Linked DNA regions of Mus musculus: region 2 is linked to region 1. The links are chromatin loops, found by intact Hi-C in ENCODE. Cell type or tissue: heart. All regions are shown on one strand. Links, peaks and the distances in the headings refer to the core of each region. The heading gives the core; the rest is flanking DNA.

Region 1 (7,443 bases), core at 867-5,866:
ACCCTCAATTGCAAACTACAAAATCAGGAAGAGAAGGCAACACAAGTTCTAAAAGACGAAATTTTCTGACCACCTAGATCACGTGGGTTGTGGCTGTTTGGCATGGTACTTATGCGTGCTTGTACATTCCTGTGCTGTTTCACATACATTCTGACAAAAGAAACTACTTCTTCATGAACACCTAACCTACTTGTTGCATATGTATGAACTGCTCAAGATTCCTATTCGAGCTGAATTATCTATGAAATAACCTCACTACCAAATGCCAAAGACTTGGTATAGACTACCAAGCAGTTCAATTTCTTTAGTAGATCATCTGTGATTCAAAGTCTCTCAGGGAGCCCAGAATGTGAAACCTAACTTTTGAATTTCTATTCATAAAGTAATTAGCAAAATTAAAGTTCTGACTATTGAATCACAAAGAGCAAAAGTAAATCATTCCCACTCACTCTGGGCCAGAGGTCCTCACTTTTCTAATGTGTTCAAGTGAGCTTGTAGCTTAGGAACATGTAATGCGGGTGAGGAATTTACTGGCAAAGCTGAGGTGCTATCTCAACTCACTGCACGGCGAGCCCAACCCAATTTCAGAAGACGGGGGCAAATATCGTTTATTATCCACTAGTGTATAACTATAACCTCAAGTCACCTCACAAACTCATCTTACCTAAAATCATAGAAGTCTGCAAATTCCAAGGCAGCGTCACCATCTGTGAAGAGCTTACAGTGGCTTTTGTCATTCATGTGTGCCTGTACAGCTTCTGTGGAATAGAAGGACTTCCCTTTCTCATTGCACCACAAGCAAATTTTGCCAACACCAACTTTCTCTCCTGGTCATGTGGAAATAATATGAAATCAATCTTTAGAAGTCAGGTTAAATCTCACTACTTACTCTCACAAATTGAAAAATATTTCTTCATCAAAAGCAAAATCATTGTACTTACCCAAATATTTAATTAGTCCTTTCAAATCTGAAAGATACTCTATATCAGGAATAAAAAAGCTGTGGACTTTAGTCATATGAGCCACATTCTTCACGAGGGAGCTTGAATGATGGGAGCAAAACAAGCAGTCTGTTATTGGGATGGCACCTAGGGGTGGGCTCTCCTCAGCCGCTGCATCTTCTGCATCCTGATCCTCCACTCCAGGGTCCTCACATTCCAATCCATCATCGGAATCAATATCTTCCCAATCTTTAAGCCAAAGTTTTGAAAAATAAATTTACTTTTAAAGGTGTGATAAAGCAAGCACAATCAGAGATCAAATACCCCCAGACAAGTTTAAATGATAAAAACCTCTTTAATCTTTCTTTTCCAGCAGGAAGCTCTATAAAATAGTTGCTAACCTCTTTCCTATGCATTACTGCACCTAGCCCAGTACTGGACACCAAGTTAATTGGATTCCTATCTGGTTCAGTAGCTGTCTACCATTTGCACTTCACAGGAATACTTTAGTGTATATTTTGGTGTGTGCAGGGCTGCTATATGAATGCTTCTGTTTATATGTGTCCATGCAAGTTCAACTTAGTCACCAATGTAACACATGGGACCTCTAGGAACCTCATGAGTGAGTTGATGTCCTAAGAAAAGGACTTAAATGAACTGGCAAGTCTCCTTTTTTGTGTTTTGCTCCCCCTCCATGAGTACACACCCTAGATCTGCCTTTTCCATCATTAAGTAAGGCTTAGAAAAATACCCCTCCACAGAGCAAGCCCTCACTAAACAGTCAGGGTGCCAGTAGCTTCATTTTTTACTTCATCTTCCATGACTGTGGCAAAATAAGTTCATGTTGTTTATAAATTACCAGGCTTAAGATGCTTGGTTACAGAAGTATAAACCGACCAAGACATGAACACAAACACTGTCAGTATCAACAGTGCCGTGGGGGTGAATAAAGAACTCACAAAGTAAGGAACCTTGGGGCTGGCTGGAGCCCCACAAGTCAGGCTTGCAGGCAACACGAAACCCTCACTCAGTTTTAGTCAACTAAGTGAAATGTAAAATCCTAAGCCATTCTAACCACACATTCTACAGCAGCGTGCCAACAGCATAGCTTTCTGTGCACCAGTGTAACCCTTCCTGATCCAAACTAAAAGAATGTTTTGCCCGTTAAGAATGCGCCTCTACTCTTTTATTCTGTTTTTAATCAATGCCCTAGGTCCTGGATCCACCACAGAGACGCAGACAGACAAAGTGCCCTGTGGAAATGAAGAGCAGTGAGGCATTTAAACCACTTCTGCCCTCACTCTAAAATGTCCTATAGAAATCCCCAAATACTGTTCCCTTTCGGGTCCACACGAAGTTTGGTGCGTCCGGGAGCAAGCATAAGAATGGAGGTCTACAGCCCGGCAGTGGTGGCACTCGCCTTTAACCCCAGCACTTGGGAGGCAGAGGCAGGGGGATTTCTAAAGTTTAAGGCCAGCCTGGTCTACAGAGTGAGTTCCAGGACAGCCAGGGCTACACAGAGAAACCCTGTCTCGAAAAACCAAAAAAACACCAAAAAAGTATGGAGGCCTACAATCCATCTGCTTAACTAGTTAAAAGTCATAAACCAGGAAACATCTTTAAATCCAGGCGGGATGCCCTGGGCCTGGAACCCCACTCCCTCAAAGGCTGCGGTAAAAGGATAAGAAGAAAGTCAGGGTCCAGCCTGGGAATGGATGTCGCAAAGGTAAACACTGAAGAAGGCTCGGGCTGGGGGCCTCAGGGGAGGGCGACATCGCTGAACGTGGACCCAGCCCTTCGTCTCCATCGCGATGTCTCCCGGAGCCTCCCGCTCGCCCCAACCCCGACAGGACCCTTACCTACCTTCGTCTTCGTCGTCTTCCTCCTCTTCCTCTCCCTCCTCCTCTCCGTCCTCCCACTGCTGCTTCGCCAGCTTCTTCGCCTGCTGTTCGAACCACTGGAGCCGGGGCGGCTTCTCCGTCGGGTCTCGCTCCGGGACGCCCCGTGCGCCCGCCGCCGCCCTCCCGCACTCGTCCGTGGGCACGAAGGGCGCTTTCTTGGGGGACGTGGAGGGCTGGGCCTTGATGGCCTGCTGGATGGCGGCGTTCACGGCGTCCTTGTCGACGCCGTCCGCGCCCAGCCCCTTCTCCAGGTTCTTGGCGTTCAGCAGCTCCACGCGCCGGCTCGCGGCCCGCACCGCCTTCCGCTCCAGCTCGGCGTGCCGCCGGGAGCCGAGGTGGTTCTCGTAGGCGTTGAAGGTGGCGAACTTCTTGCCGCACGCCGTGCAGTAGGTGGCCGCGCCCTTGCTCGCCTCCGCCGCCTCGGCCACCGCGCGCTGCGCCCGCACCCGCTCCTGGAAGCCCTCGGCCGTCACCGGGGCCATGGCGGCCACCTTGCGCCGCAGGTTGTAGCGGTGCCAGTCCGTCTTGTAGTGCGCCCGCTGCAGCTCCGCGTCGCGGAACGCCACCCGGCAGGTGATGCACGTGAGAGCCGCCATCCCCGGGCCCGGAAGACAGAGACGACCCAGCCGAGAACCTTCTAAGCCTGACCGGCCGCCTTCTAGTCCCACAAACGCAGAGAACCTCCTTCGCCCACAGCCAGGAAAAGACACACCAGACACCAGCTTCCGGGCTCTAAGTGAGGGAACTTCCGAGTTCTAAGTGAGGGAACTTCCGACTCGCACAGGAAACTCTTGGCAGCTGGCTTAAGAAGGCCCGCCTGGGTCCCCGGAAATGACGAAGTTTCATGTCGCTCTCTTCGCGCCTGGATCCGCCCTGTCAATCAAAGGTGGGCGTGTGCCTGGAGGATGCCGCTGCCTCCTGAGGGCTTAGCGGTTGTGTCGCTTGCCGTGACGAGGTCAGAGGGATGGGCTTGTGAGGGAAAGAAGGGCGTGGGTGCCTGGGATGGTTCTGGGACTGCTCTTGAGAGATGGATCCCGTCAAGACTGTCTCTCGCGCCTCTGGAAAGGGGGATCAAACGTGGCGACAGCGTGGAACTTCCGGAGGCCAAACCGACCCAAGCTCTTTGCAGCGAAGGGGGCGGTCAGAGCTCTTGAACAGAAAAGATTCCCTGCTGGGAGCCGAAAGTACAGCCTAGCCACTGTCCCACAAAATATAATCCGAGCCACATGTGAGATTTTTAAATCCAAGTAGCCATATAAAAAGTCAAAGTAGAGACTATGCCCGGGCCTAACAAACACAGAAGTGGATGCTCACAGTCAGCTATTGGATGGATCACAGGGCCCCCAGTGGAGGAGCTAGAGAAAGTAACCTTATAGGTGGAACAACAATATGAACTAACCATTACCCCCAGAGCTCGTGTCTCTAGCTGCATATGTATCAGAAGATGGCCTAGTTGGCCATCAGTGGAAAGAGAGGCCCATTGGACTTGCAAACTTTATATGCCCCAGTACAGGGGAACGCCAGGACCAAAAAGTGGGAGTGGATGGGTAGGGGAGTGGGTGGGGGACCGTGTGGGGGACTTTTGGGATAGCATTGGAAATGTAAATGAAATAAATACCTAATAAAAACAAACAAACAAAAAAGTCAAACTAGGTGAAGTTGCTTTTAATGATCGAAATACTCTTTCAGCATCTAAAACTTTAAAAGGATCTATCTGTGATTTTACGCTCCATCGTGGGTACTAAACCTTGGAGACCCTGTGTGTATAACAGCAGCAATTCATATCAGTTCGATTTTTTTTTTCTTGAGACAGGGTTTCTCTGTGTAGCCCTGGCTGTCCTGGAACTCACTCTGTAGACCAGGCTGGCCTCGACCTTCAGAAATCCACCTGCCTCTGCCTCCCAAGTGCTTGGATTAAAGGCGTATGCCACCACTGCCTGGCAAATCCTCTGTTCTATCCCTGCCTTTAACTCACCCTGATTCAATGTCAATTGTTCTAACAGGTTAAGCAAGTATATTTTTGGTATTGTGTTAGAAATCCGTTGCTATGCTATTCTGCCTGAATATCTTTCTGCCAGCTTGCTCCCTTTTGTAAACCTTTGCCCAAATGCCTTTGGGGGGGGGGGGGTTCTAGAGCCTTTTGTCAAAAATAATGCCAGTATTTTTTTTGTGTTGTTGTTGTTTTTGTTATTATTATAATTATATCCCAAATGTTGCCCTCTCCTAGTCCCCTTCACAGAGTTCTTTCCCCTATACTCCCTCCCCTTCACCTCAGAGAGGGTGACCCCCCTCCTGCAAAGCCCCTCCCTGGGGTATCAAGTCTCTAGAGGATTAGGCACATGCTCTGGCACTGAGGCCAAACAATGCAATCCTCTGCTACATACTGCTGCAACACCCCATTTCTTAAGTCCTTACTAGGTATTGCTTTTTATCACTGTTATCTGTTGTGCTATATTGAATCACTAGTATTTAGCATCAAAACATTCAGTTTCTGCAAGGCAAGCGTGCCCGAGTTAGGTGGTTCTTATGTACTCTCACATGAGTTCATGGTGAACCTGTGGCGAAGGCTGAAGTAACCTGAAGGGTTAGTATTTTACCATGGCTGGAGGAGTCTCATCAGAGAAGACTCGCTTGGCTAATAGTAAGAGATGTTCTTTCCTTGTCAATTGAATCTCCCCATAGTAATATTTGTCTTCATAGGGTGGCAGTTAGCTTCCCTTTTGCCTGTGCAGTTCTGGTGTTGACTAAGTACTTTATTTATTTATTTATTTATTTTGGTTTTTTGAGACAGGGTTTCTCTGTATAGCCCTGGCTGTCCTGGAGCTCACTTTGTAGACCAGGCTGGCCTCGAACTCCGAAATCCACCTGCCTCTGCCTCCCAAGTGCTGGGATTAAAGGCGTTCGCCACCACACCCGGCTCCCTGACTAAGTACTTTTACAGTATTCTCAGCTCATCTAATGTGAAAGGCCTGGTCAGAAGTCCATGAAGAACAGCGGAGTGGGGCCAGGTGGACTTTATGGATTGCTTTGAGAGAGCAGCTACTACTAGTGTTTGTTATTTTCTCCCAGGCTTAGCAATGGAAGTCCTGCATCCAGGGAAACCTTATAATTATGCACAAATCAGAAGGCCTAGTCATACATCATGTTAGTCATCTTGAGTATAAGTTCCGTGAAAACAGGCTTCCCTTTCATGGCCCCATACCCAACACTAGAATAATACCAGGGCAGAGTCTATTCAGTGTTTCTTAAAACTGCGATTTTGTAGTGCAAAGGTAAAATCTCATTTTTTTTCTTTGTTGCAGAAAGTTTTTATTTCGAGATTATATAGAAATTTTGGAATAACTTTCTAAACATCTCATTTTGAGAAATATATCTAGTATTCCTCACCAGCTGAAGTGAGCAAAATATATGTATTTTCAAGTCTCCATGAAAAGCAGAAATTAGCTATATAAAGAAAAGCATTTCTAGATTTTTTTTTCCTATTTGATTTTGCATTTGTTGCTATCCTTGATTTCCTCTCTGCTTGCTCTTGTTTATTTTCACAATCCTATTTAGCATCTTCGGCTTCTCAGTACCCTTTACTTTTCCTCTTCAGAGCACCACTGCTCCCTCCATTGATTCTGTAGTGAACTCGAGAGAACAGACTGTGGTCAGTCTAGTTTGTCCTCTGCTAGGGGTGTAGCCTTAGTCTATTTACCACTTGTTAATTATGCTTGCTATTATTTAGATATGGTATATCCCTTAAAGGTTCTAGGGCCAGAATTTTGTTCCCCAGTGTAACAGTGTTGGAAGGCAATGGAACACTTAAGAGGTAATTAAGTCATAGGAGCTTTACCTTAATGAGTGGATTCATGTTTTTGTCAAGAAACTAGTATTAGATGGGTCACTACAAGAGTTGACCAAAGCCTCATCAGATCCTTCCTACTACAAAAGGCTATACTCAACAAAACTGGAAAACCTGGATGAAATGGACAATTTCCTAGACAGATACCAGGTACCAAAGTTAAATCAGGATCAGATTAACGATCTTAACAGTCCCATCTCCCCTAAAGAAATAGAAGCAGTCATTAATAGTCTTCCAACCAAAAAAAGCCCAGGACCAGATGGGTTTAGTGCAGAGTTCTATCAGACCTTCAAAGAAGACCTAATTTCAATTCTCCTCAAACTATTCCACAAAATAGAAACAGAAGGTATTCTACCCAATTCACTCTGATACCTAAACCACATAAAGACCCAACAAAGAGAACTTCAGACCAATTTCCCTTATGAATACCAATGCAAAAATACTCAATAAAATTCTCGGAAACCGAATCCAAGAACACATGAAAATGATCATCCATCGTGATCAAGTAGGCTTCATCCCAGGGATACAGGGAATATTTAATATACAGAAATTCATCAATGTAATCCACTATATAAACAAACTCAAAGACAAAAAAAAAAACACATGATCATCTCATTAGATGCTGAGAAAGCATTTGACAAAATCCAACACCCATTCATGATAAAAGTCTTGGAAAGATCAGGAAGTCAAGGCCCATACCTAAACATCAATAAATTCCTTTACTATTTAGAGACTACCCATAAATTCTGTTGACTCT
Region 2 (7,443 bases), core at 1,400-6,399, 180 kb after region 1:
CTTTGCACCAGAGCCTGGGTTGAATACCCAGAATGCACATCAGGAAAAGTCAATCCCTCTTTTGCAGAGTTGCACTGCACTGCCTGGCGGTGTTGGCACACACCTCTAATCCCAGCAGGGGCAGGTGACTCTGAGTTCCGGGACAGCATTTGGGAAGTGGACGAAAGGGGTTCAGACCACCTTCAAATACAGAGTAGGTCTGAAGCCAGCTGAACCCAATGTTAATCTAGATCAAGAGCAACAGAAATCAAGCCAACCAGCCAACCAGCCACACACATGGAGGTCATCCTACTGGCGACTCCATTATAGAAATATTTGCTACAAAGGAACAGAAAATAAACCTTTGAGGAGGGCCGCAATATGGTTCAGTGGGTTAAGGTGCTTGTCTCCAATCCTGACCACTTCAGTTCAGTGACCTTTGCCCTCTTCCAGATGTCACACACACACAGGTAAAAACAAAAACTACCGAAGAAAACACAACAAAAAAACAAAACAAAACCCGTGTGGGACACGAGGATGCTCGTGGTGAGACTCAGAAGGCACAGAGCCAAGTGGTCCCTCTGTCCCTTTGTGTGACCCCAGGGAGGTTCAGGTTCTGAGACAGTTTGGTCCGGACTGTACAGCACCTGCCTGTTCAACCGGTTCTCACCTCCACATCAAAGAGTGTTGATCCATAACCAGGCCACTCCTTGATCAGGGCCATATACTTGGCCATGGCTTGTTCCTGGTTCATCCCCTGCAGTTTCTTCCACTTGTCAATGATGCTGGTGCGAGCCGAGCAGACTTCCTCCTTGATCCACATGTCCAGCATCTGCTCCTCCTCCGCCTTCTGCCGAACCACCGACCCGGTCCGGAAGCTCCGCCGCAGCGTGCCCTCCAGGAAGCTGGTCCGTCTCTTCTCGAGGCGCTCGTACGGGGTGAAGGTTTTGGTCGACTGACTAATGCGAGCTCTGAGTCTCTGCACAGAGTAAACCTCCTCGAGGGGTGGGATGGAGGTGTGCGGGGTATAGTCGCCCTGCAGATACTGCAGTCTCAGGGCAGCCAGCACTTGGAGGCTTTCCTCAGGGGCTGGGTGGTGGCCATGGATGACGGCTTCGTGGGCCTAAAGGAGGTGACAGACAGCAAATATGTCAGGAAACCTCTACTCATGCCATGCAGACTGTATCCCAGCCTCCCTTTTAAGCTTAAATTCCTCCCCCGCAAAGCACCCACCTACCCCCACGTTTCCACTTGGATTTCTCCTAGCAAAGCACGGCCTGCCGCTTCCAAGCCAAATTCCTCCCCTTCATGGGTGTCATCCAACCCTGGAGTGGCTTTTACTCCTATGGTCTCTTGGCAGTGATACTTTTTTTAAATTCACTTTACATCCTGATTGCTGTCCCCCTCCCAGTCCCCCCTCTACTCCCCCTCCCCTTCTCCTCTGAGAGAGTGGAGGTGCCCTGCCTGAGTATCCCCTGACTCTGGCACATCAAGTGTCTTGGCAGTGGTGTTCAAACCGAGTGCTCATTCCACAGTGAGTGGTTAGCTTTTCCTTGCTGGTAAGTCTGCTACCGCACCTAATCCTACAGACTTTAGCAGTTTATTTATTTGCTGCAGTAATGGGCTTCTCTCTCTTGTCTCTGACAAAGGAAAAGAATCTGTCTCTTGGAGTTCCTTTTACCTGTTCAAACATAAACGCAAACTCCACGCTGTCTTTTGGCATGCTGTCGGTGTCCAGGAAGCAATAAAGTTTGAAGTAGAATTTCCATGGCGCGTCCCCGGCTTCTGACGTGGCAGCTAGCCTACAGGCAGAAGCCACAAAAGTCTCAGAGCAAAACCAGAAATGGGCCATGGTAACCCACAGAGGGCTGATTTCACACAGCGTACTCTGAAGATGAAGCTGTCCTACCATATGATGGGACAAAGAGGTGACACAAGGGGTCGTCACACAAACAAAATAGCAAGGCAGTCCTTGTCAGATCTCCTGGGTAGTTTAACCAGAGGGAAAGTGCATTGTTCCAGCCAGGTTCCACTTTAGGGTAGATAATAAAGAGAAAGCTTTCAAGCAAAGAGGGCCAACAGGTGGCAGAGAGGAAAAGGTAAATAGATTAACAAGGGTAAAATATAAACTAACGCAAACACACGTGTTCTCCAGGCGTTTTGAAGGGGAGGAACTTACTTTTCAAACTTTGCCAGGACGTCAGCTACGATGGTCCGGCTTTCGATGGCCTTGTCCACCTGTCCGTTGTACTCAAACAAGGCAAACATGTTCCTGCTGTCCTCCATGGCGAGCCCTCGGATCAGCTTCTCCACCACCTGGAAGACACATCAGGGGCTCTCAGCTCAGACGCTGCTGCCGCCATGCGCTTTACATGCATACGACGTCATCTGTCGGAGGGAGAGGCTGGTGTGGCAGGGTCCACACAGCCCTCTGAGACTGCTGCCCCGGAGCCTGAGCATGTACTGGCTTGCTCTTACTGTCTTGATAAATTCAGCTTTGACTTTCTTCTTCCCTCCCCTCCCCGGGGCGTGGGGGGAGGGGCAGGGGAGAGGAGGACCACTAACTTACGGTTTTCTTTTTTTGCAAAGCCTCAGTAGTTGGAAAAATAAATGAAACCCCTAAGTCCCATCTTTTATCCGATATATTGATAAGCCTTGAGAAACAGTGGCGATTTCTAATGATGAGTCACTTCAAAAGGCTCCTAAGGCTTAATTAGCAACGCCACCATCATTCCAAGCTTTTGTTGGGCTTGATTTAAGAGGTCAGGGGAAAATGTGCTCTTCTGATGTGGTATTCTCCACATTCTCATGGCAGGCACAGAGAGACACCTGGTGGCCGAAGAGACTCGACACACCCTTCTCACAGGGTTTCCCCATTGCAGATCTAGACACGTTCAAGATGGGGGAGATTACGTCTGAGGGACACTGGCTTAGGTGGAGCTTTGCATTTGCACGTAACTCAACTTTTACCTCTACTGTGTGTGTGTGTGTGTGTGTGTGTGCGTGCGCTTGGCTGCTGGCTGTACTGACTTCCTTGCTTGTTGAGCGGATACACTGAGCATAAACACACATTCAGGTACCACAGGCGTATGGGCCAGTGTGCAACAAGCACAAGGCGATTGACTGTCGGCATTCCCTACCTCCCCGGCTGTGGTGTGGGAGTTGATGGTGATCTTGCAGGAGCCTCCGCCATGGCAATACACTGTGGACGTCATTTCCTGCCGGTGGATCAGAGCTTCGATTTCATCTCGGGAAGGCACAAACTCTCTGCATTTGGTTTTCTTAAGGGATTCGTAGATAAAGAGGGCGTACTTCTCCATCTCGGTTCCTGGGAACTGTTCCCGTATCCTGGGAGACAAAGGTGACTGTGAACTGGAGATAGACACAGGCTGGCCAGAGGGAGCTGGGATGTGGGGAGGGTTCAGCAGCAGAGGCTGGGAGGCTGCCCCCTTGTGGTGACAGGAGTGAATGGCAGTGTCTTTCTGGTTAGGTCCAGCTTTAGTTCAGACATGGAAAAAGTAAAGAACCTACGTTGCGGGTAGTCCGCTGCCAGTTTTTTTTTTTTTTTATGTGGCACCGCTAATAACCAAAATTATAATGCCTTGGGCCATGGCCTTGAATTCAAAAAGATCTGCCTGCATCTGCCTCCTGCTGGGATTAAATGTGTGCACGCCATGCCTACACCTGGCCTTTCTTTGTTAATGTAGGGGTTCACGATGTACTCTATCTAGGCTGGCCTTGAACTCTCGTTCCTCCTGCCTCAGTGAGGAGATTACCAAAACAAGACACCGTGTCCAGCTTTAAATGTTGTTTGCCACAGTTGAGCAAAATGAGACTTGTTAGCTGCCTTTGCCACACACAGAACAATGAGATTAGACAGACTACTCAGAGATTCACCTACGTAGCCATTTTTTTACCTAAAAGTATTCCATAACCTCACGCTGTCAACCTCAGAATAAAATCTGATAAGAACTAAGTCAGTTCACACACACACACACACACACACACACACACACACAATCAAAGTTGGGGTTTTCTATAGAGAGAGTAATTAAATGTACCCAGCATGAATACATTAGTGGCTTGATTCTTCATTCGGCTTAAAGGGCAAGAGGACATCTAAGTCATACACACTTGCTTGAGGGGCCCTGTGGGTCGGGCTGGAGAGCCCTGTCGCAGCGTTTGATGTCGCAATGGTGGATTATACCTCTGTAAGCTCTGCCCAGCTTCTTTCAAAAGTGCCCCCTGGCCTAGTGCTCTACCTTTTCAGGTGGAACTTGAGGTATTTGAGGATCCCGCGGCTCGGCAGGAAGGTGCAGCTGAGGCAGGTCAGGATCTGCCAGCTGTAAAGGTTGCCCACGCTGCCGGGATGGGGCACCTTGTTGGTCTGTTTGATGAGCTGACAATACAGTTCATCCCGCAGAGGCCGCAGGTCGTGCCCGGTCTGCAGGATGCCCTGGATGATAGGGATGGGGTCGGACATGGACTCCAGTTGTTGGAGAGAATTGAATATCTTGATGGCTTCGTCCTGAAGGGTCGTGTAGCCTTTGTCTTTCAGCACTAGGGAAAGAAAGCCAACCGAAATCACTGGAGGGGCTGGAAGAAGTTATGACAGGCGCAGGAGACTAAAGGAAGGGATGGGGGTGGGGACAAGCAGCCACTTCTAAGGAATGTCCGCGCAGAGGCGAGCGAGCTGCACTGCTCTGTTAAGACAGCTGAGGTTTTAGTACAGAACCTGCTTGATTAAAACCTGAACTATAGTTGGACAGCTCTCTTGCTTAAGACGTGATACTGTCTAGGACCTATGTACCTTGACTAAAAATGACAGGTTACATCTCCTGTCAATCCATTAGAACTTGAGAATACTGTCAGGCAAAACTGCAATGAATCCTCTACAGACCGTAGCCTTGCCTCACGCGTCTCGGATGTGCTGCGTACCTCCCGCAAGCTGCCGCTGCTGACACCATGCTACGAAGCCACTTCATAATGAAGGAATGAACATATAGACAACTCACTGGATGGTGTATTGACAGTTAAAGACAGAAGGGCTGGATAGGCACACCTTCCTACCACAGTCCAACAGGCACTGTATACTCACTCTAAGGATTGCCCTGAATTCATGGAGAAGCACTCTCTAATGTCTCAACCTTCCTAGCCCTAATGCTGCTTCTTTAATACACTTCCTCCTGCTGTGCTGACCCCAACCACACAATTACTTCACGGCTACTTCCTAACTGTAACTTTGCTTCCGCTATGAATTGTTAAGTATCTGATACGCACGATACCCAATACGCGAACCCCCAGCAGGGTCGTGACTCAGGTTGATAAACCGCTGCCTTACATCTGTACTTGAGCATGTTTTACCGTCTCTTTCCTGTCTGGAATGACTTAGAGACTCTCTGAGGTAGCACTGCTTCCACGTTAGAACAAAGTTACGAGGCTCTGAGGATCCTGGGGGCTTTCTGAACTCACGGTTGAGATTTATGTCCCCATAGGGAAGAGGCAGGAGCGGGGAGTGCAGCGGGTGATGCGTGTAGCGAAGGATCGGGTTCCGCTTGTAAATCTGCTCCACCACGTCAGAGTTGAGGCAGTTCTCCTACAAAGCAAAGCAGCCATTGAAAGAAAGCAAGGAGGCGGACTGTGACGAGCACCTACTCTTAGAGAGCGAATCCCACCATGCCTCCACACACAGAACATCTTTCACAAAGTCCAGGAAATCCAGCGGTGACCATTTCCAGCCAAAGAGAATCAATCCAACCTGGATTTAAGCACGGACCCCAGAAGTATGTGACACAGTTCAGTGTCTGTCTCAAGTGTTCCAAGTCTCCTCACGTTATTAAAACCCCCCATCCCTGTAGCTACTCACACGTCTACTGAACAAATTAATCTTCATGATTTGCCATCAATCGTGGGATCTCCAAGTATAGTTCACTTTAAAATACATTTTGATAGACTTTATATTTTGAGTCTTAGGCAGATCTAGGGTAGCCTTAGAACTCATGACAGTCCTGCTCAGTCGGCCAACTGTTGGGATTATAGACATGCAGCGCCATAGACTGGCTTTAATTATTAATTTTTTTGACACTTCTTTTAAAGACTTCCTTTTTAGTTCTGTGTATATGTGTGGTGTCTGTGGAGGCCAGAAGAGAGAGCAGCATAGTATTCTTTGGAACCAGAGCTAGAAGTGGCTAGGAACTCCCTGACATGGGTCTGGGGACTGAACACTGGCTCTCTACAACGGGCGCGAGCACTGTTCTTCAATGCTCGGCCTCATGGCTCTTCTGAACTTGGAAATGACACACCTCACACCCACAGGGACACGTCCCCCTTAGGCCCCTCTGCCGAGAATTTAAGATCTTTGGACAGAATCCTATCCTGTGTTGACGCTCGTCACATGCTACTGGGATGCCACGGAGGCAGCCACATCACTAAACAAACAGCAGGGTTGGGCACAGGCACTGATTCATTCTTCCAGGGAAATGTCATTTCCAGTAGGAAATCTTTCCAACAACACTCGCTGGAGGCTGGCAGAAAAGCGATGGTTTAAATCTTCTAGTTAATTGGGGTAACTTGTCTCATTTCTGAAGACACAGTCTTTTATATTTGGAAAAACTATTTATTCTCTGAATGTCTGAATTTGCAATTAGAGAATAAAAATAGATGGCACAGCTTTGATAAAAATGTGTGGCTTGACATGGAAAAAAAAACCTGCCTCCTCTCTCAAAAGGAAGCTTAGAAAAATATCTTTATTGCTAAAAATGAGATTATTTGTATCTAGGGCCCTGGGTTCCACAGGAAGCTTGGTTGTGTACTGGGGATTAAGAATTTGCTGTAGCTTGGTCTCAAATTTCTAGAAAACATACCACATTGGAAACCCCTGGGTTTGGGTAGGAAATTCCAACCTTGGCTCTATCAGACCACCAGGGGTCTCCAGCTTCACCGGGGTCCACAGCACCATGAGGGAGGTTTGTGGCAGCTGGCGGCTAATCATCGGTGCTTTCAACCAACAAACATTGACTGAACAATTAAACTTACAAGCAGGGAACTGAAATTTTACGAAATCAATGAGATTTGTTGTTTCTGGCGATCTGGAGGTAGCTGTCAGGGATCCCAAGTGTTCTAGCACAATCTGGGCTCTCTGTTTCCTTTCAGGTGGTGGAGACTGAACCATACCCAGGGCCTTGCCCATAACAGCAAGCACTCTACCACTGAGCTATATCCCCAGCGCCCAATCTGGGCTCTTTGTAAATCTACTTCTGGGACCTAAGAACAGAATATTGAGAAGGGAATCACCATGACTTCTGAGAGGTCTCCAACTGGGGCAGAGGTGACTCTGGGATGGTTTAAGCAGTCCCTACCCAGTTCACACACAATCTTCTGTCTATGCATAGTGTGCCAAACTCTAACACCTCTATGGAGATGGAACATCTGTAATGTAAGATTTCACGAAACACCTCACTTAGA

What was found. A loop is a pair of places that touch in the nucleus more often than their neighbours do. Peaks named below come from ENCODE experiments on the same cell type or tissue, not always from the same donor. Only the 100,000 strongest peaks of a DNase experiment are listed, where the experiment ranks them.
Region 2: a loop joins it to region 1, with 3 times the contacts of the local background. A loop is called at or near these places in 7 of 42 quality-filtered maps.

What each region holds. Positions count from the first base shown.
Region 1 is chr15:25,980,545-25,987,987 of GRCm38, reverse strand. It overlaps Zfp622 (zinc finger protein 622), which reads right to left and starts at 3,622. Exons shown (of 6, transcript NM_144523.3): 1 at 2,805-3,622; 2 at 942-1,190; 3 at 665-827. The coding sequence starts at 3,438. In heart, for the core only: no CTCF peak of the experiment used is centred there; a DNase peak (open chromatin) is centred at 3,717; H3K4me3 peaks cover 2,974 bases; H3K27ac peaks cover 2,104 bases.
Region 2 is chr15:25,801,395-25,808,837 of GRCm38, reverse strand. It overlaps Myo10 (myosin X), which reads right to left. Exons shown (of 41, transcript NM_019472.2): 34 at 5,452-5,575; 35 at 4,242-4,539; 36 at 3,120-3,327; 37 at 2,159-2,295; 38 at 1,661-1,781; 39 at 650-1,102. Among named protein-coding and RNA genes, the nearest start is that of Retreg1, 38 kb to the left of the region's middle. In heart, for the core only: CTCF peaks have their summits at 2,801 (motif pointing left) and 3,435 (motif pointing left); a DNase peak (open chromatin) is centred at 3,227.